Regions from separate parts of the Homo sapiens genome. Here region 2 is linked to region 1. A link is a loop called in an ENCODE intact Hi-C map of the cell type or tissue named here. Cell type or tissue: natural killer cell. All regions are shown on one strand. Each heading gives the region's core, and the rest is flanking DNA. Links, peaks and the distances in the headings are about the cores only.

Region 1 (10,040 bases), core at 1,467-9,466:
GAGGTGGAGCTTGCAGTGAGCCGAGATCACGCCACTGCACTCCAGCCTGGGCAACAGAGAAAGACTCCGTCTCAAAAAAAAAAAAAGACAAAACTTGAAGCATAATTCATGTATGGAAAAATGCATAAATTTCAAGCATGTAACTACATGACCTGCAATGGCCTCTTAATTGGCCTTCCTGACCCTCTCCTCCACCCTCCACAGGGCCATTTCGGGTTGCGCGTTCCAAGGCCGTCTGACCACATCACTACCCCGGCCAAAAACCTCCAATATTTCTCCTGCTCTAAGGATGGAGACCCTCAGAAACAGAATCATAAGTACTCCTCACCTTTGAGAACGAAAAATGAGGCTGGGCGTGGTGGCTCACACTTGGGAGGCCAAGGCGGGCAGATCATTTGGGGTCAGGAGTTGGAGACCAGCCTAGCCAATATGGTGAAACCCCATCTCTACTAAAAATACAAAAATTAGCCGAGCATGCTGGCGCGTGTCTGTAATCCCAGCTACTCGGGAGGCTGAGACAGGACAATCACTTGAACCCGGGAGGCAGAGGTGGCAATGAGCCAAAATCGCACCACTGCACCCCAGCCTGGATGACAGAGCAAGACCCCGTCTCAAAAAAAAAAAAAAAAAAAAAAAAAAGCCTGGCATGTTAGTGCATGCCTGTAGTCCCAGCTACTTGGGAGGCTGAGGCAGAATTCCTTGAGCCTGGGAGGTTGAGGCTATAGTGAGCGGGGATCGCGCCACTGAACTCCAGCCTGGGCAACAGAGACTCTGTGTCAAAACTAAAAATAATTTTTTAAAAACAAGAAAACCTGGCCGGCCACAGTGGCTTACACCTGTAATCCCAGCACTTTGGGAGGCTGAGGCAGGCAGATCACCTGAGGTCAGGGGTTTGAGACCAGCCTGGCCAACATGGTGAAACCCTGTCTCTACTAAAAATACAAAAATTAGCTGGGTGTGGTGGCATGTGCCTGTAATCCCAGCTACTTGGGAGGCTGAGGCATGAGAATTGTTTGAACCCAGGAGGCAGAGGCTGCAGTGAGCCAAGACTGCACCACTACACTCCAGCCTGGGTGACAGAGCGAGACTCTGTCTCAAAAATAAAAATAATAAATAATAGGAAAAAAAAAAAAAAGAGCTGGGCGCAGTGGCTCATGCCTGTAATCCCAGCAATCTGGGAGGCTGAGGCGGATGAATCACAAGGTCAGGAGTTCGAGACCAGCCTGGCCAACATGGTGAAACCCCATGTCTACTAAAAATACAAAAAATTAGCCAGGCGTGGTGGCATGCACCTGTAATCCCAGCTACTCGGGAAGCTGAGGCAGGAGAATCACTTGAGCCTGGGAGGAGGAGGTTGCAGTGAGCCCAGATCCCGCCACTGCATTCCAGCTCTGACGACAGAGTAAGATTCCTTCTCAAAAAAAGAAAAGAAAAAAAAAAGAAAACCCATATAATGTGCCCACTCCATTGGCTTAATAAAATTAGTTTTGGCAAATATTCCTTTATGCCCCTCTTTAAGTCAAGCCCTTCTCCCATCCCTCAACCCAGGAAACCACTGATTTACTTTCTATAAATTTCTTTGGCTTTTCTAGAATTTTATATGAATGGGTCACACAATATTTATTATTTTGTGTCTGGCTTCTTTCGCTTAGCATAATATTTGTGAGACTGGCCTATGTTATTGTGTGCAACTATAGCTCTGATTGCCGAGAAATATTCCACTGTATAGACAGAATACAACCAATTTACCCTTTTACCAGTTGATAAACATTTGGGTTGCTTATAGTTTGGGGCCATTATGAATAAGGCTACTATGAATATTCATATACAAATATTTTGCATGGACATATGCTTTGTCCTCAACCAAAAAGGACAGATTTCTCTTTGGTGCTTCCTGCCATTCCATGGAAAACATAAATATTCTCTGTTAATTTGACTTACTACAGAAACTAGTCTTTCTCATATGAAATACACACACACGGCCGGGCGCAGTGGCTCACACCTGTAATCCCAACACTTCGGGAAGCCAAGGTGGGTGGATCACCTGAGGTCAGGAGTTCGAGACCAGCCTGGCCAACATGGTGAAACCCTGTCTCTACCAAAAATACAAAATTAGCTGGGTATGGTGGCACATGCCTGTAATCCCAGCATACTTGGGAGGCTGAGGCAGGAGAATTGCTTGAACCCGGGAGGCGGAGGTTGCAGTGAGCCGAGACTGCGCCACTGCACTCCAGCCTGGGCAACCCATGAGTGAAACTCGGTCTCGAAAAAAAAAAAAAAGGAAATACACACACACTTTTTTTTTTTTTCGAGACAAAGTCTCACTCTGCCATCCAGGCTGGAGTGCAGTGGCACAATCTCGGCTCACTGCAATTTCCACTTCCCGGGCTCAAGCGATTCTCCTGCCTCAGCCTCCAGAGTAGCTAGGATTACAGGTGCGCACCACCATGCCCAGCTACATACACACTGGTTTGTGAAACACATCAGACTGGCCAGGCGCAGTGGCTTATGCCTGTAGTCCCAGCACTTTGGGAGGCTAAAGTGGGTAGGTTGCTTGAGCTCAGGAGTTTGAGACAATCCTGGGCAACATGGTGAAACCCCATCACTACAAAAAATACAAAAATTAGCCAGGCATGGTACAATGCGCTTGTCGTCCCAGCTACCCAGGAAGCTGAGGCGGGAGACAGAAGTTGCAGTGAGCTGAGATTGAGCCACTGTGCTCCAGCCTAAGCAACAGAGTGAAACCCTGTCTCCAAAAATAAACTAATTTTTAAAAAGAAACACATCAGGTAATTATAGGAGGTCATCGAATGTGACCAGTGAAGGTGTTTTTTCTGTAACTTTCCCTACTGCTTGCCAAGCCATTGGCAGGGCAGGGCAGGAGCATTTTGTTGCTTCTCTCTCATGACAGCCTCAGGAAGAGACAGGGCTGCACCCACTTCCCAGATGGGAAGTTAAGCTCGGGGAAGCGGGGGATGACCCAAGGTATACCCACCTCAGGGCTCACCGAAGTCAAGATACATCCCAGGGCAGGGGCCTGAGGAACTGGCTCCACCACTGACTTGCTGTGAGCTCTGCCTGGGCCTCAGTTTGATAATTCCCTGAGAATCACAAATCTCTGATATTCTTCTGGAAAAGTCCTGACTTCAAATATGCTGCTCCTGACAGGTGTGATGGCTCCTGCCTGTAATCCTAGCTCCTCAGGAGGCTGAGGCACGAGAATCACTTGAGCTCAGGAGTTCAAGACCAGCCTGGACAACATAGGAAGACTCATCTCAAAAAATATATATATATTCTCCCACCAATCACCACAATGTCCAGGAAATGCCAACAGTAGTCCCAGCTACTCCTGCAGCTGAGGCAGGAGGATTGCTTGAGCCCAGGTGGCGGAGGTTGCAGTGAGCCTTGATCACGCCACTGCACTCCAGCCTGGGTGACAGAGTCAGACCCTGTCTTTAATAAATAAATAAAATATTTCACCCAACCACAGTAGAAAGTTGCAACAAGAAAGCCAGCATGAAATTAGCCGGGCATGATGGTACACACCTGTAATCCCAGTTACTCGGGAGGCTGAGGTGAGAATCTCTTGAACCTGGGAGATATAGGTTGCTGTGAGCTGAGATCACACCACTGCACTCCAGCCTGGGTGACACAGTGAGACCCTGTCTCAAAAAAAAAAGCCAGCATGGGAAGCCAGGTGGGAAATTTTCCTATCTAACTGCCTCCATATCCCTCTTACTAAATTACTCTGGGCTTAACCAAGGAAGACAGTTAGAGCCTGACACTTGGGGGCCAAAGAAACAAAGACAACGAAAGCAGCCATTAAATGGCTCTGCAGGAGGCAGAGGGAGAGAAGTGTTTTTGCTCCAGAGAGGAAAGGGGAGAGGGAAGGAGGGCTGGGAAACGGACTGAAGAGGAGACCAGAGCCAGGAGCTGGATAGTGACAGGAGGCTGGGTACTGGTGGGCCAAGTCAAACTCTGCAAAGCCAGGGCCCAGAGGATGCCCAAGGATGGAGAACATGGAAACTGACCTCTGTGTTTCTGTCAAGTGTGCCTTTCGTCTCACCCTCCAGCACTAAAGGGCTCAATTCACTTGTGTTACCAAGGTTTGGTGACTGCGGAGTTACCAAGGTTTGGTGACTGCAGAGTCTAAGGGGAGCCTGGCAGAGATGAAGGGGAAAGACTGAACTGTGGAAACTATCAACTTAGTCCATTTTGTGCTTCTATGACAGAATACCTGAGACTGGTAACTTATAATGAACAGAAGTTTATTTGGCTCACAGTTTTGGAGGGTGGGAAGTCCAAGATCAAGGAACTGCATCTGGTGAGGGCCTTCTTGCTGCCTCATCACATGGTGGAAGGCCTCACATGGTGAGAGAGTACACAGGACAGAAGGCAAGAGAGTGCTGAACTCACATTTTATCAGGAATCCACTCCTGTGGTAAGAGCATTAATCCATTCATGAGGGCAGAGCCTCTTAGAGGTCCCATCTCTCAACACTATTGCATTGGGGATTAAGTTTACAACGCATGAACTTTGCTCATGGGGCACATTCAAGCCATAGCAACTACACAGCACCAGGGTAGGCTGTAGGCAAGCAGGCCCCAGAGGCCAAGATGATGGAGAATGGGAACTACTAGGAATCTACAGGCATCTGGCAAAGGGCTGAGGACTTCCTCAGAGTATGGAATAAAATTTCAACTGGTCTTATCAAGATCCAGAGCAGGAAGACCAAGTTGACAAAGATCACTTAGATGAATCCAAAATGAATGAGGATATAGGAGGTGGAGAAATACCAGAGGACACACCTTCAGGGACAGGGCAGTTGGGATGGGCATAAGAGCACAGGCTCAAGAGTCAAGATTGTCTGGGTCTAAGATACTATTTCCTACTAAAGCAGGATATTTTATAATTTTAAAAAGGTCATTCCATCAGAAACAGGTAAAGTTTTAAACATATACGGAAACAGCAGAGCACCAAAATACAGGAAACAAAGGCTGACAGAAATGAAGGGAGGAAACAACTCAACAGTCATAGTTGGACTTCAATTCCCACTTTCAATAACAGATAGAACAAGTAGGCAGAAGATCAATAGGGAAACAGAAGACTTGAACACACGACAACACTACCAACCACCCAGACCTAACACCGATCTACAGAACACTGCACCCTACACCACCTAGACCTAACGCCCGTCCACAGAACACCGCACCCCACGACCACAGAATACAACACTACCCACCACCTAGACCTAACACCCATCTACAGAACACTGCACCCCACAACCACAGAATACAACACTACCCACCACCTAGACCTAACGCCCATCTAAAGAACACTGCACCCTACAACCACAGAATACAACACTACCCACCACCTAGACCTAACGCCCATCTAAACACTGCACCCTACAACCACAGAATACAACACTACCCACCACCTAGACCTAACACCCGTCTACAGAACACTGCACCCTATAACCACAGAATACAACACTACCCACCACCTAGACCTAACGCCCGTCTACAGAACACTGCACCCCACAACCACAGAATACAACACTACCCACCACCTAGACCTAACGCCCATCTAAAGAACACTGCACCCTACAACCACAGAATACAACACTACCCACCACCTAGACCTAACGCCCATCTAAAGAACACTGCACCCTACAACCACAGAATACAACACTACCCACCACCTAGACCTAACACCCGTCTACAGAACACTGCACCCCATAACCACAGAATACAACACTACCCACCACCTAGACCTAACGCCCGTCTACAGAACACTGCACCCCACAACCACAGAATACAACACTACCCACCACCTAGACCTAACACCCGTCTACAGAACACCACACCCTACAACCACAGAATACAACACTACCCACCACATAGACCTAACACCCATCTACAGAACACTGCACCCCACAACCACAGAACACTACCAACCACGTAGACCTAACACCCATCTACAGAACACGGCACCCTACAACCACAGAATACCATTCTTTCTTCTTTTTTCATTTTTTTGAGATGGGATCTTGCTCTGTCAACCAGGCTGGAGTGGAGAAGCGTGATCACAGCTCACCGCAGCCTCAACTTCCCAGGCTCAGGTGATCTCCCACTTCAGCCTCCCAAGTAGCTTGGAGTATAGGCATGCCCCACCCAAGCTAATTTTTTTATTTTTTGTAGAGATGGGGTCTCACTACGTTGTCCAGGTTGGTCTCCAACTCCTGGGCTAAAGGGATCCTCCCACCTGAGCCACCCAAAGTGCCGGGATTACAGGCATAAGCCACCATGCCAGGGCCACATTATTCTTAAGTGGACATGGTACATTCTCCAGGAAAGACCATATGCTAGGTCATAAAACAAACCTCAATTAATTTAAAAGGACTCAAATAATACAAAGTGTGTTCTCTGAGGACACTATAATGAAATTAGAAATTTGGGAAACATGGGAAACTCACAAATATGTGAAATATGTGGAAATTAAACAACATACTCTAAATAATGAATGATTCGAAGAAGAAATCCAAAGGGGAATTAGAAAATATTATGAAATGAATAAAAAGGCTTAAAACTTATGAAATGCAGCTAAAGCAGTGCTTGAAGGAAAATTCATAGCTATCAATGCCTTTTTATTCCTTTGAGACAGTGTCTCGCTTTATTGCCCACACTGGAGTGCAGTCATGCAATCAGGGTTCACTGCAGCCTCACACCCCTGGGCTCAAACAATCCTCCCACCTCAGCCTTTGGAATGGCTGAAACTACAGGCAAAAGCCACCAACACCTGGCTTAATTTTTTATTTTTCGTAGGGATGGGGTCTTGTTACATTGCCCAGGCTGGTCTCAAACCCCTGAGCTCAAGCGACCCGCGTCTCAGCCTCCCAAAGTGCTGGTATGAGCCACCATGCCTGGCCATATGTGCCTATTTTTTTTATTATTTTTTATTTATTAATTTTTTTTTGAGACAAAGTCTTGCTCTGTCACCCAGGCTGGAGTGCAATGGCGCAGGCTGGGCTCACTGCAACCTCTGCCTCTCAGGTTTCAGCGATTCTCCTGCCTCAGCCTCCTGAGTAGCTGGGATTACAGGCATGTGCTACCATGCCCAGCTAATTTTCTATTTTTAGAGGCGAGGTTTCACTATGTTGGCCAGGCTGGTCTTGAACTCCTGACCTCAGGTGATCCGCCCAACCTCGGCCTCCCAAAATGCTGGGATTACAGGCATGAGCCACCACACCTGGCCCATATGTGCCTATTTAAAAAAAAAATGAAGATTGTAGGCCGGGCACGGTGGCTCACGCCTGTAATCCCAGCACTTTGGGAGGCTGAGGCAGGCGGATCACGAGGTCAGGAGATTGAGACCATCCTGGCTAACACGGTGAAACCCCGTCTCTACTAAAAATACAAAAAATTAGCCAGGTGTGGTGGCGGGTGCCTGTAGTCCCAGCTACTCGGGAGGCTGAGGCAGGAGAATGGCGTGAACCATGGCGGCGGAACTTGCAGTGAGCCTAGATTGCGCCACTGCACTCCAGCCTGGGGGACAGAGCTAGACTCTGTCTCAAAAGAAAAGAAAAAAGTAAATAAATAAATATAGATTGTAAATCAATAATCTAACCTTCCACTTTAAGATACCAGAAAAATTAGAAAAGAAGAGCAAAAGCAGGAGTAAGCAAAAGGAAAGAAACAATAAATGCTGGGGCAGAAATGAATGAAATAGAGAACAGAAAAACAATAGAGAAAATTGATAAAACCAAAAGTTGGTTCTTTGAAAAAAGTCAAAGCAACTGACAAACCCTCAGCTAGACTGACCAAGAAAAAAAGAAAAAAGACTTGAAATTACTAGAGTCAGAAATGGAGACGATAATATTACCATTAACCTTTCAGGAATAAAATCCTACCTCCTCCAATGACCAGTTTTATAACCTCAGGTGTTACTTAGCCCCTCTGTGCCTCCCTTATCTCTATTCTTTAATCCCAACACTTTGGGAGGCCGAGGCAGGTGGATCACTTGAGCTCAGGAGTTCAAGACCAGCTTGGGCAACACAGCGAAACCATGTCTCTACTAAAAATGCAAAAATTAGCTAGGTGTGGTGGCGGGCGCCTGTAATCTCAGCTACTTGGGAGGCTGAGACATGAGAATCACGGGAACCTGAGAGGCGGATGTTGCAGTGAGCAGAGATTGCACCACAGCGAGACTCTGTCTCAGAAAAAGAAAAAAGAAAAAAAAGCAGTGGACTCCTAGATCCTATGAAGGCTGCAACCTAGACCCGACAAGAGATCAGAAATTTATTATCCAAAGAATACAGAAGGTCCTGGACAGATGAACACCAGGCACAGGAGAGGAGAAGACAGCAACAACAGAAGGGTTACACAGAAATTCATGTACTCAGTGTTGAGGATATCCAGACCCTTAGTCTTCCTCCACTCAGCTTGGGAACACTGTCAGCAAGGCACAGAGCCCACTCAGGCCTTCATGCCGCACTAGCTCCCAGGGCCCCAGACCTTCTAGTACAATGGAAAAATGAGACTGTCAAGGCATAGCTCTCATCAAAGAAATTCCAGGCCAGGCACAGTGGCTCACACCTGTAATCCCAACATTTTGGGAGGCCAAGGCAGGCGGATCACCTGAGGTCAGGAATTTGAAACCAGGCTGGGCAACATGGTGGAACGCCATCTCTACTAAAAATACAGAAATTGGCCGGGTGCAGTGGCTCACGCCTGTAATCCCAACACTTCGGGAGGCCGAGGTGGGCAGATCACTTGAGGTCAGGAGTTCGAGACCAGCCTGGCTAACATGGTGAAACCCCATCTCTACTAAAAATACGAAAAATTAGCTGGGCGTGGTAGCCTGCGCCTATAATCCCAGCTACTCGGGAGGCTGAGGCAGGAGAATCGCCTAAACCGGGAGGCAGAGGTTGTGGTGAGTCAAGATCATGCCTCTATACTCCAGCCTGGGCGACAGAGCAAGACTCCGTCTCAAAAAAAAAAAAAAAAAGAAAAAAAAAAGCCTACTGAAGCCTGATAGCTTCCAACTTTTCTTCAGCAGCTTCCTCAGCTCTCTCAGCCTTCAGAGAATTGAAGACAGTTAGGGCTTATGCTCTGGATTAGGCTTTGGTTTAAGGGAACGTTGTCGCTGGTCTGATCATCTATCTAGACCACTCAAATTTTCTCCATATCAGCAATAAGGCTGTTCCCTTTCTTATTACTGTGTTCACTGAAATAGCACCTTTTTCTTTATTTATTTTTGTATTTTTTTTTTCTTTTTAGTACAGATGGGCTTTCACCATGTTGGCCAGGGTGGTCTCGAACTCCTGACCTCAAGTGATCCCACCTGCCTTGGCCTCCCAAAGTGCTCAGGTTACAGGCATGAGCCACTGCGCCTGGCCAATTTTTGAGACAGGGTCTCACTCTTTCACGCAGGCTGGAGTACAGTGGCACAATTATACCTCACCACAGCCTCAACCTCCTGGGCTCAAGCCTTCCTCCACCTCAGCCTCCCAAGTAGCTGGGACTACAGGCATTCGCCACCATGCCCAGCTGATTATTTTTTGTTGAGAGGGGGTCTTGCTATGTTGCTCAGGCTGGCCTCAAACTCCTGGGTTCAAGAGACCTTCCCCTGCCTCGGCCTCCCGAAGTGTTGGGATTACAGGCATGAGCCACCAGACCTAGCCAGATAGTTTTTGTTTGTTTGTTTTGAGACAGAGTCTTGCTCTGTCGCCCAGGCTGGAGTGCAGTGGCGTGATCTCAGTTCACTGCAACCTCTGCCTCCCAGATTCAAGCAATTCTCCCGCCTCAGCCTCCCCAGTAGCTGGGATTACAGGTGTGAGCCACCGCGCCCAGCCAATTGTTCTTGAGTGAAATTAAAAGTGCTACTCCAGAGGCGGGGCATGGTGGCTCACAACTTTAATCCCAACACTTGGGACGGCTGAGGCAGGAGGATCACTTGAGCCCAGGAGTTGGAGGCCAGCCTGGACAACATAGCGTGACCTCGTCTCTACTAAAAACTAAAAAAACAAAAAAAAGGCC
Region 2 (10,040 bases), core at 1,399-9,398, 64 kb after region 1:
GCTTGCTGATCACCTGAGGCCAGGAGTTCAAGACCAGCCTGGCCAACATGGTGAAACCCCCATCTCTACAAAAATAGAAAAATTAGCTGGGCATGATGGCGTGTGCCTGTAATCTCAGGTACTCCAGAGGCTGAGGCAAGGTATTGTTTGAACCAGGAGGCAGACGTTGCAGTGAGCCGAGATCAGGCCACTGCACTCCAGCCTGGGTGACAGAGTGACATTACATCTCAAAAAAAAAAAAAAAAAAAAAAAATCGACAGCATGCTTAATAGGAAAGATTGATTATTTTCCATCTAAGATTGGGAACAAAGCAATAATGTTCTTACCGCTTCTACTCAGTGTTGTACTAAAGGTCCTAACAAGTGCAATAACACAAGAAAAATAAATTTAAAGTATATGGATTGGAAAATAATACAGCTGCCTTTACTTACAGGTAATACAATCATATGTAGATAATCATAAGGAATCTGCCAAAAAGCTACTAGAACTAAAAGTAAATTTAGTAAGGTGACCCAGAGTCAATATGCTTTGAGAAGTGTATTGACCCCAGTAGGGTCTCTGCTTCGTTTTCTTTGTTTTCTTTGCCTGACTGGGAGCCCTTTGACCTTTGTACCTTTATTTTTTTTTTCTTTTTCTTTTTTAGAGACAGTTTCACTGTGTTGCTCAGGCAGGCCTCAAACTCCTGGGCTTGAGTGATCCTGTTGCCTCAGCCTCCCAAGTAGCTGGGGCTATAGGTGTGCACCACCACGCCTGGCCTGTATTCTGTACCTTTGAGAAGAGTCTCTTCTTGAGCTGTGCTGTAACCCTAAAAAATTCTGTGGCTGGGAATGCGCTAAATATTTGAAAATAGGCCCAGAAGGCCAACCAACCCAGCTGAACTAGTGACCAAGACCTTATAACTTTTGCATGGTTCTTGAACCACCCACCCCAGCCACTGTCACGACAGTTATTAGAATCAGAAAGGGTAGCTACACTTGGGATCTGGTTGGTGGTCTCAGGGATAAAGAGGTCAGGAGTCATCCATTCCTGATTGCTTCCTGTCTCAGCCTCACATCCAGCCCAACAGAAAGCCCTGTTGGGTGTGGTCAGAACACAGCTAAGATCCAACCACTTCTCACCTGGAGAGAGCCTACTACGGCTTCCTGCGCGGCATCCTCTCTTCTCAGCAGGAAGGAGGGGTCAGGTCGTCTCATGCCCCTACTCAGAATCCTCCCTGTCACACTTAAAATCAATCCCAAGTCCTCTCCCTGGAAAGGCTCTGTGTGACCTGACTCTAAACTCGCCACTCCCCTCATCCTGTCTTCCCTGACCGCCTGCTGAGGACGCGCCTCCCTGAGGCCTGTACTCACACTCACACCCTGGCACTCTGTGTCCTCTGAACGCTGCTTTGTTTCCTCTTGGCACTTATCACTCTCACACTCTTTTCTTATTTGTTTACTGTCCACCTTGCCAACTAGATTGTGGGCAGGAATCTTGCTTTTCATACTGCAGAATCTCGTGTTTTGAACAGTGCTTGGCACAAAGTCAGCACACAGTATCTATTTGTTGAATGAATGACTGAGTCTCTGTGATAAACACTCGGACGGAGCCACGATTACAAGCAGTTTTAAGGAGAGCTCATCACCATTTGCACTCCTACTGTCTGTGAGCACAGATGGTGTTGGGAATGATTCTTGAAGGCCTATCATTGCATGATTTGCAGCAAACACATATTGAGCATTTACTAAGACCTACCCTTCCCTGAGGACAGAGGGCCCACCCAGAGCCAGCCCTTAGCTGAAGACGGAGTGCTGTGGGGCACACAGGTCCAGTTGACTGACAGGGGAGCAGGTCACTAGGGGTGATGAGGAGGTGACTTTGGTTCTGTCCTTGGAACTGATGCTACAAACAGCCTGAATCTTCCTGTTTGGGGGGCAGTCTCTCCCAGCTCTTCATCCTCTCTCCCCCTCTCAACATGCATAGGTGTACTCACCTGCTCATTCATTTATTCAGTAAACATCTGCTGAGCACCCACCACATGCTGGACACTCTGCTCTGGGCCCAGACACAGGTATGAAATCATCACACTCGGGGAAATAAGTGCTGTCTTGTCAGCACATCCACAGCTGGGATTTTCCTTAATGGTCCTCATTTCAAGTATTTAGTTCCTGTATTATTCTCATCAGACCACGTACCCTGATTTTTTTTTTTTTTTTTTTTTTTGAGATGGAGTTTTGCTCTTGTTGCCCAGCCTGGAACACAATTGCATGATCTCAGCTCACTGCAACCTCCACCTCCTGGTTTCAAGCAATTCTCCTGCCTCAGCCTCCTGAATAGCTGCCATTATAGGTACCTGCCACCATGCCTGTCTAATTTTTTTGTATTTTTAATAGAGATGGGGTTTCACCATGTTAGCCAGGCTGGTCTCGAACTCTGTCCTCAGGTGATTCCCCCGCCTCGGCCTCTCAAAGTGCTGGGATTACAGGCATGAGCCACTGTGCCCGGCCATGATTTTGTTTTAGGAAATAAATTTAGCCAGCTGTGGTGGCTCATGCCTGTAATCCCAGCACTTGGGAAGTCTAAGGCGGGAGGATGGCTTGAGCCCAGGAGTTCGAGACCAGCCTGGGCAATAGAGTGAGATCCTGTCTCTACAAAAATTTAAAAGTTAGGCATGGTGGTGCACGCCTGTAGTTCCAGCTACTCAAGAAGCTGAGGTGGGAGGATCACTTGAGCCCACAAGTTCAAGACTGCAGTGAACCATGATTGTGCCACTGCACTCCAGCCTGGGCAATAGAGTGAGATCCTGTCAAAAAAAAAAAAAAAAAAAGCTGGGTGTGGTGGCTCATGCCTATAAACCCAGCACTTTGGAAGGCCAAGGTGGGCAGATCACCTGAGGTCAGAAGTTCAAGACTAGCCTGGGCAACATGGCCAAACCCTGTTTCTACTCAAAATACAAAAATTACCTGGGCCAGACATGGTGGGTCACGCCTGTAATCTGAGCACTTTGGGAGGCCAAGGTGGGTGGATCACTTGAGGTCAGGAGTTCAAGACCAGCCAGGGCAACATGGCAAAACCCTGACTTTAAAAAAAAATACAGCTGGGCGCAGTGGCTCATGCCTGTAATCCCAGTACTTTACGATGCCAAGGTGGGTAGATCACAAGGTCAAGAGATCAAGACCATCCTGGCCAACATGGTGAAACCCTGTCTCTACTAAAAATACAAAAATTAGCTGGGCGTGGTGGCACGCACCTGTAATCCTAGCTACTCGGGAGGCTGAGGCAGGAGAATTGCTTGAACCCAGGAGGCATAGGTTGCAATGAGCCGAGATTGTGCCACTGCACTCCAGCCCAATGACAGAACGAGACTCCGTCTAAAAAAAAAAAAACACACACAAAAATTCGCAGGGCGTGGAAGCATTCACCTGTAGTCCCAGCTACTCAGGAGGCTGAGGTGGGAGAATCGCTTGGGCCTGGGAGGTGGAGGTTGCAGTGAGCCGAGATAGTGCCACCGCACTCCAGCTTGGGTGACCCTGTCTTAAAAAAAAAAAAGTCTGGGCGCGGTGGCTCATGCCTGTAATCCCAGCACTTTGGGAGGCCCAGACGGGCAGATCACAAGGTCAGGAGATCGAGACCATCCTGGCTAACATGGTGAAACCCCATCTCTACTAATACAAAAAATTAGCCGGGTGTGGTGGCAGCCGCCTGTGGTCCCAGCTACTCGGGAGGCTGAGGCAGGAGAATGGCGTGAAACCGGGAGGCAGAGCTTGCAGTGAGCCGAGATCCCGCCAACTGCATTCCAGCCTGGGCGACAGCAAGACTCCATCTCAAAAAAAAAAAAAAAAAGAGGAAAAGAAAAGAGATAAACCTATTATAGCTACAGAAGAGGTATTTTCAAGATGCTATGGGAGTTGAGAACAAAAATTGACATAGTATGGGAAGGCGATAGCCTGGGTAGGTGATAGTCTGGGAAGGCGATAGTCTGGGTAGGTGGTAGTCTGGGAAAGTCCCACTGGAAAGAATGGCGAAGGATGAGTGTGAGCTTGCCGTGAGGAGAAGCGGAGGGCAGGCTTTCCAGATGGAGGGAGGGGTATGTGTAAGGATGCAGCGGTAGAAAGAACAAGGTGTTTACAGAGTGGCTGGTGGGCAGAGGGTCCAGAGGGAACAGTGGAAGCTGTGGCTGGACGCGGAGCCTAGAGGAGGACCCACCAGAAAGAAAGGCCAAGTATAAGGTCCTAATTTCAGAAAGCTCCAGCAGGCTTAGGCAACATCACCTCCGGGACCTCTGGGGTCAGGTATTCCAGTGATGATGCTGGGAGTGAGGGATGAGGGATCAGATAAGGAGCTGCATGTGAGAAGTGGGCCTAGCAGGACCCTCCTGAACCTTCTCTGCTGAGGCCTCTAAGAAGCTTTAGGGATTGAATGTTGCACCCTCCACTGTCTGCACCCTGAGGACAAAAGCCATGACTTAGCAGGCCTGACTCGGAGGAGATGCTCAGTAAGTGTTTCCCAACTGACAGTGGACAGAGGTGAGCCCTGCAGGGGCAGGAACCACGTCTTGCTCATCAATCTCCCTTATAGTGCCTGACACAGAACAGATATACAGCAGGACAGCGCAGAGGGGCTGCTGCTGGGGCCTGTCCCTAACCCTGTGCTGACCTCTGCACAATCCTGTGACCTCCACAAAGCTTCTAGGCCCCCTTCACGGAGCAAGATTTGGGGCCTGACTAGAGCCTGGCCATGGCTGTCCCGAGGCCTATCATATAGCCAGGTATGCCAGAAGGACTTGGGAAGATGGGGTCTTCCTGCTCCGGACTCTGATTAGTGTTCCTGGTAGCTCAGGGCCCCAGGCCTTCCTCCTTGGTCCACATGCAGGCTTGAAGCTCGTGTGGAATCAGTGCCTTTGGGCCAATGAAAAGCTGATCCTGGCATCACTCACTCACTTGGTCAATGGCTAATTCCCATTATATACGACAAGAGCATAATGTAAAGTACATTGTCTCTTATTACTTCATTCTGGGTTCCCTAGATTGGAACTCTGTTTTCAAACTCAAGAGAACAATAGAACCATCCAGAGAGCCTGTCCAAGAAGCAGATTTCTGACCTCTGCCCCCAAAAGTCTGATTCAGTTAGGTCTGCGGTAGGGCCTACAAGTCTACAGTGTCAACAAGTTCCCCTGATGAGTCCTGTACACTCAAGTCTGAGAACCACTGTTCTATGACGTCACTTGGGCCCCTAGAGTCACTGTGGTGTCAAACCACAGTATAAAAGTTTACACTGTGACGCAGGACACACCTTATACAAAATCTGAAACAAAAGTTTTATGACGCAATGTTTACCCCAACCATGGTCATGTTCTCTGCTCAATTTCACTACAAACACGCACTGGTCCAGACGCACTAAATTAGTGGGTTCCGACCCTGGCTACCCATCAGAATCACCTGGGCAGCTTTTACAGTGTGCAGGCCACATCCCTGACCAGTGAGATCAGAAACCCTGGAGGTGGGGTACAGGCATCAGTGTTGATTTATTGAATTTATTTATTTATTTGAGACAGGGTCTTGGTCTGTCACCCAGGCTGGAGTCCAGTGGTGTGATCATAGCTCACTGCAGCATCGACTTCTTGGGCTTAAGTGATCCTCCTGCCTCAGCCTCCCAAGTAGCTTAGACAACACGCACATGCCACCACACCTAGCTAACTTAAAAAAAAATTTTTTTTTTTTAAGAGATGGGGGTCTCCCTTTGTTGCCCAGACTGGTTTTGAACTCCTGGACTCAAGTGATCCTCCTGCCTTGGCCTCACAATGTGCTGGGATTACAGGTGTGAGACACTGCACCTGGCCCCTAAACTGATTTCTTGACCCACAAATCAACCATGACCCGCAGGAAAATTTTACCTTTCCTGGAAAATTGGCAAATTTCTTCTTTCTTTTCTCCTCCCCCAACTAACATTTTTCATCTTCCTCTTTGATAACAATAGCTGCATCCTGATCCATCTCCTTTTGGAATTGACTATGGGGACCTGGAGACCTTAGTCCCGGTAATTATGAGGATTTTTTTTTTTTTTTTGAGACATAGTCTCGCTTTGTCACCCAGGCTGGAGTGCAGTGGTGCGATCTCGTCTCACTGCAACCTCCACCTCCAGGTTCAAGCAATTCTCTAGCCTTAGCCTCCTGAGTAGCTGGGATTACAGGCACCTGCCACCATGCCCGGCTAATTTTTTTGTATTTTTAGTACAGATGGGGTTTCGCCATGTTGGCCAAGCTGGTCTCAAACTCCTGACCTCAGGTGAGGCCTTATGTGGATCTTATGAGTCTTTAAAGATCTTCATGGATCCCGCTGGGCGCGGTGGCTCATGCCTGTATCCTAGCACTTTGGGAGGCCAAGGTGGGCGGATTATCTGAGGGTCAGGAGTTTGAGACCAGCCTGGCCAACATGGCAAAACCCCGTTTCTACTAAAAATACAAAAAAAAAAAAATAGTCCGGTGCAGTGCCTTACTCCTGTAATCCCAGCACTTTGGGAGGCCGAGGTGGGTGGATCATCTGAGGTCAGGAGTTTGAGATCAGCCTGGCCAACATGATGAAACCCTGTCTCTACTAAAAACACAAAAATTAGTTGGGCATGGTGGCATGTGCCTGTCATCCCAGCTACTCAGGAGGTTGAAGCAGGAGACTCGCTTGAACCCAGGACGTGGAGGTTGCAGTGAACCGAGATCGCACCACTGCACTCCAGCATAGGCAACAGAGTGAGACTCTGTCTCAAAAAAGTATAATAATTATCCCGGTGTGGTAGCACTCGCCTGTAATCCCAGCTACCAGGGAGGCTGAGGCATGACAATCACTTGAACCCAGGAGGCAGAGGCTGCACTGAGCCAAAATGTGCCACTTCACGCCAGCCTGGGCGACACAGTGAGACTCTGTCTCAAAAAAAAAAAAAAAGTCTCCATACGGCTTTCTCTTCTCACTCACAGAGTTTTCTCTTTGCATCTGTGTCTTTTTAGGTAAGGGGCAGAGTGGCCATAAGGGCCAGCCACTATATTCTTGGGGCTGACCCAGGCCAGAGAATGGGCCAGGGGAGGGGAGCTGAGCACTGAGCACTTCCTGTGGCTTCTGAAGCTCCAGGGGACAGTCTGCAGTGGGGCCCTGCTCCACTCCGCAACGCTGCTGTGGTTTCCTGTTTGCAGCTGCTGTGCTGGGCTGGCCTCCCCAGCCCCTCTACCAGCCTATGGATGTATGTGAGGTGGGGGTGCTGATGCTGCCTAGAAAATAGCAGGAGGGGCCTCAGAGAGGTCAACCCAAGAACGCCCAAGGGCAGGAGAGGAGAGACAAAGAAGCTGGAAAGGGTCCTGGGAGGGAGACTGAGGCAGAGAACGAAGGGTCCCGACAGCCTATCACAGTTGGTTCATATCAAGGCGGGCGCCAGGAGGTCTGTCCATTCCTGATACCTCCTTCCCTGGTCTGTTGCTATGCTTGCAGTGCCAACATTACTGCCCCACGTGGGCCTTTCTTGGGGGCCTGGAGTGAGAGGAGGTGTGGCTGGGTTTGAATCCTGGCTCTGCACTTACTAGCTGTGTTTCCCCAGGCAAATTATTTCTCTTCCCTAAGCCTCAGTTTTTCCATCTGTAAAATGAAGACAATGGAAGTACAATCCCCATACATTGTTTTAAGTCACTTAAAGGGCTTAACATAAACGTGGGGGCTGCTGCTCCTTCAACATCCCTCTTTGCCTCTGCCTTAAAGGACTCAGGGGCAGCAGCTCAGAGGGAGGCAGGGTCATCAAAGAGACAATCAACTTTGTGTTTTGATTGCAAAAGACCCTGCACCTGGGGTGGGAGAAGCCCCACATGAATGTGCATGTGGCCCGTTCCTACTCCTCTTTGGTCCAGTTTTTCAGTCTGTACAGTGGAGCGAGGAGGATCCATGAGATGACTTCCAGTGGGTTTCTAGCTCTGACTGGCTACTGACCCAAGAGATCCTGTCACCATTTTAATGTTTTGCCAAGAGATCAGAATCATGTTGTGTCTTGGGGAAGGAGGAATCACCTCCTAGTCAACGCAGAGAAATTCTGTGACTATACTCTATTAAAAATCCTAGTTGCCAATGTGTTGGCTGAGCCTAGATCCCTACTGTGGGCCATTCACATTCACTTTTATTTTTTGAAATGGAGTCTGGCTCTGTTGCCCAGGCTGGAGTGCAGTGGTGCAATCATGGCTCACTGCACCCTGGAACTCCTGGACTTAAGTGATCCTCCCACTTCAGCCTCCGAAGTAGCTCGGACTACAGGGATGCACCACCATGCCTCACTACATTTTAAATTTTTTTGTAGAGAAGTGGTCTCATTATGTTGGCTAGGCTGGTCTCAAATTTCTGGGCACAAGTGATTCTCCCACCTCAGCCTCCCAAAGTGCTGGGATTACAGGTGTGAGCCACAGTGCCCGGCCTGTATTATTTTTAGAAATGCAGATTTTTGCTCTATTGCTGATAGGCTCTCATGGCAGCAACATGGCAGATGACAGCCAGACTGCTAGACACCAAGGCTAGGAACTCCAGCCCTTCACATTTGGCCTTCTGCCCCACCCTCAAGTCATATCACACTTGGCTCTTGGCATTGGAGGGGCAAGCCCTGGCATCACTGTGGATCTCAAATAGAGGTATGTTTCCCAAACTCTGTGCCATGGAACACTGGCTTCCAGTGACCCAGGAGCTCCCTGAGAGCAGGGACCATGGCCACCTCACTCAGCAGAGATGCCTAAGGCCTGACACATACAGTAGGTCCTGTCCTTCCCTGAAGCCTCCCCACATCATAGGTGCTGGAGAAGCATTTGCTGAATGAATGAACATGGAGTGACTCTGACTGGTGCTGCATGATGAAACACTCCTGTGTCAGAAACACTTGGGAAATGCCCAGTTAGGCAAACGCGACGCCTTAAGAAGTCTTGTGTTAACACGGATTGTGAACCTCTCAGAGAAGGATACGATTTTCGGGGTCCCCTAAACTGACCCCCCATCTCCTCTACTTCTAAGCAGGTGGCCCACAGAACACACTCAGAGAGTCCCTGTAATGCATCCTCTCGTTTCCCCCAAAACACACGCCCAGCACTGTGTCTCTGCTGAGTAGCAACCCCACTGCCTTGGGAGAAAACCAAAGCTTCTCAGCTCGGCATCCAAGGCCTCTGTGCTGGAGCTTGCTCACTTCTAACCTCCTATTGTCCCGAGGTGCAGCCCACTGGCCCACCCCAGCACCACTGTGTCTTGTTGCCTGGGATCCTGTGGGAACATCCCTCAGGATCCCAGGTCCACTCCTCCAGGTCCACTCATGGTCTATTCCTCCATGAAGCCTCCCTTGATTGCTCCAAAGTTAGCTGCCTCTCCTCTGCTTTCATGGCCTGTCTCCATCTCCCCCAGCCTGGGCTCCACATGGTTCATATGGGCAGGACACGGAGCTGGGGCTCAGGAAATCTTGGTTGACTGAGAAGTCAGGCAAAGCCTATTTTCTGGGCCGCACCTGCAGCCATATATCTGTGGGCTCCTTTCTGAGACCTCCACGTAGGGAGGGCCTGGGCTGGCACCGAGCTTACTCACCTCTCCTGGTCTGGCTCTCCCGGATGAGGAAGGCCCCTCCAGGGTTCCCAGGTAACAACAGCAGTTCCTCTGCTTTCTCCCTGCTCAGGCCCTCATACAGCCACCTGGCGGAGCGAAAGAGAGGGACAAGGGACAGGGTCAGCCTGGAGGAAGAGGGAAGCCAAGATTTTACCACCACCGCTGAGTGACCCTCACAAGGCCCTCCCTCTCTGGGCCTCAGAGTTCTATCTGCTCCACGAAGAGCTGGGCTCAGGGTCTCCGAGGTCCATGCCATTTTTGTCCTCCCAGTCCTGGCTCCAGGGCCCTGGGAGGACAAACTCATGGGGACAGCCTCAGCTTTCTCTGCCTGGAGACCTCATTCCCCCAAGTAACCTGGGTTGGTCCCAGCCTCTCTGCTATCCCTGCTCAGTCCCCAAAGCACCCTGATTCTATCCACTCACCTTTCTAAGCCTCAGCTTTCCAAGAGCTGCCCCTCTGTTTTTT

What was found. Peaks named below come from ENCODE experiments on the same cell type or tissue, not always from the same donor. Only the 100,000 strongest peaks of a DNase experiment are listed, where the experiment ranks them.
Region 2: a loop joins it to region 1, with 8 times the contacts of the local background. A loop is called at or near these places in 1 of 110 quality-filtered maps.

Annotation. Positions count from the first base shown.
Region 1 is chr20:36,559,075-36,569,114 of GRCh38, forward strand. The region is part of intron 2 of DLGAP4-AS1 (DLGAP4 antisense RNA 1); the gene reads right to left. Among named protein-coding and RNA genes, the nearest start is that of DLGAP4-AS1, 9.2 kb to the right of the region's middle. RefSeq lists an enhancer at 3,536-4,101. In natural killer cell, for the core only: no CTCF peak of the experiment used is centred there; DNase peaks (open chromatin) are centred at 5,177, 5,436 and 5,927; H3K27ac peaks cover 1,944 bases.
Region 2 is chr20:36,623,038-36,633,077 of GRCh38, forward strand. It overlaps SLA2 (Src like adaptor 2), which reads right to left. Exons shown (of 8, transcript NM_032214.4): 5 at 9,558-9,661. Among named protein-coding and RNA genes, the nearest start is that of SLA2, 18 kb to the right of the region's middle. RefSeq lists enhancers at 7,200-7,309, 9,989-10,040. In natural killer cell, for the core only: no CTCF peak of the experiment used is centred there; DNase peaks (open chromatin) are centred at 5,204, 7,134 and 7,469; H3K27ac peaks cover 4,510 bases.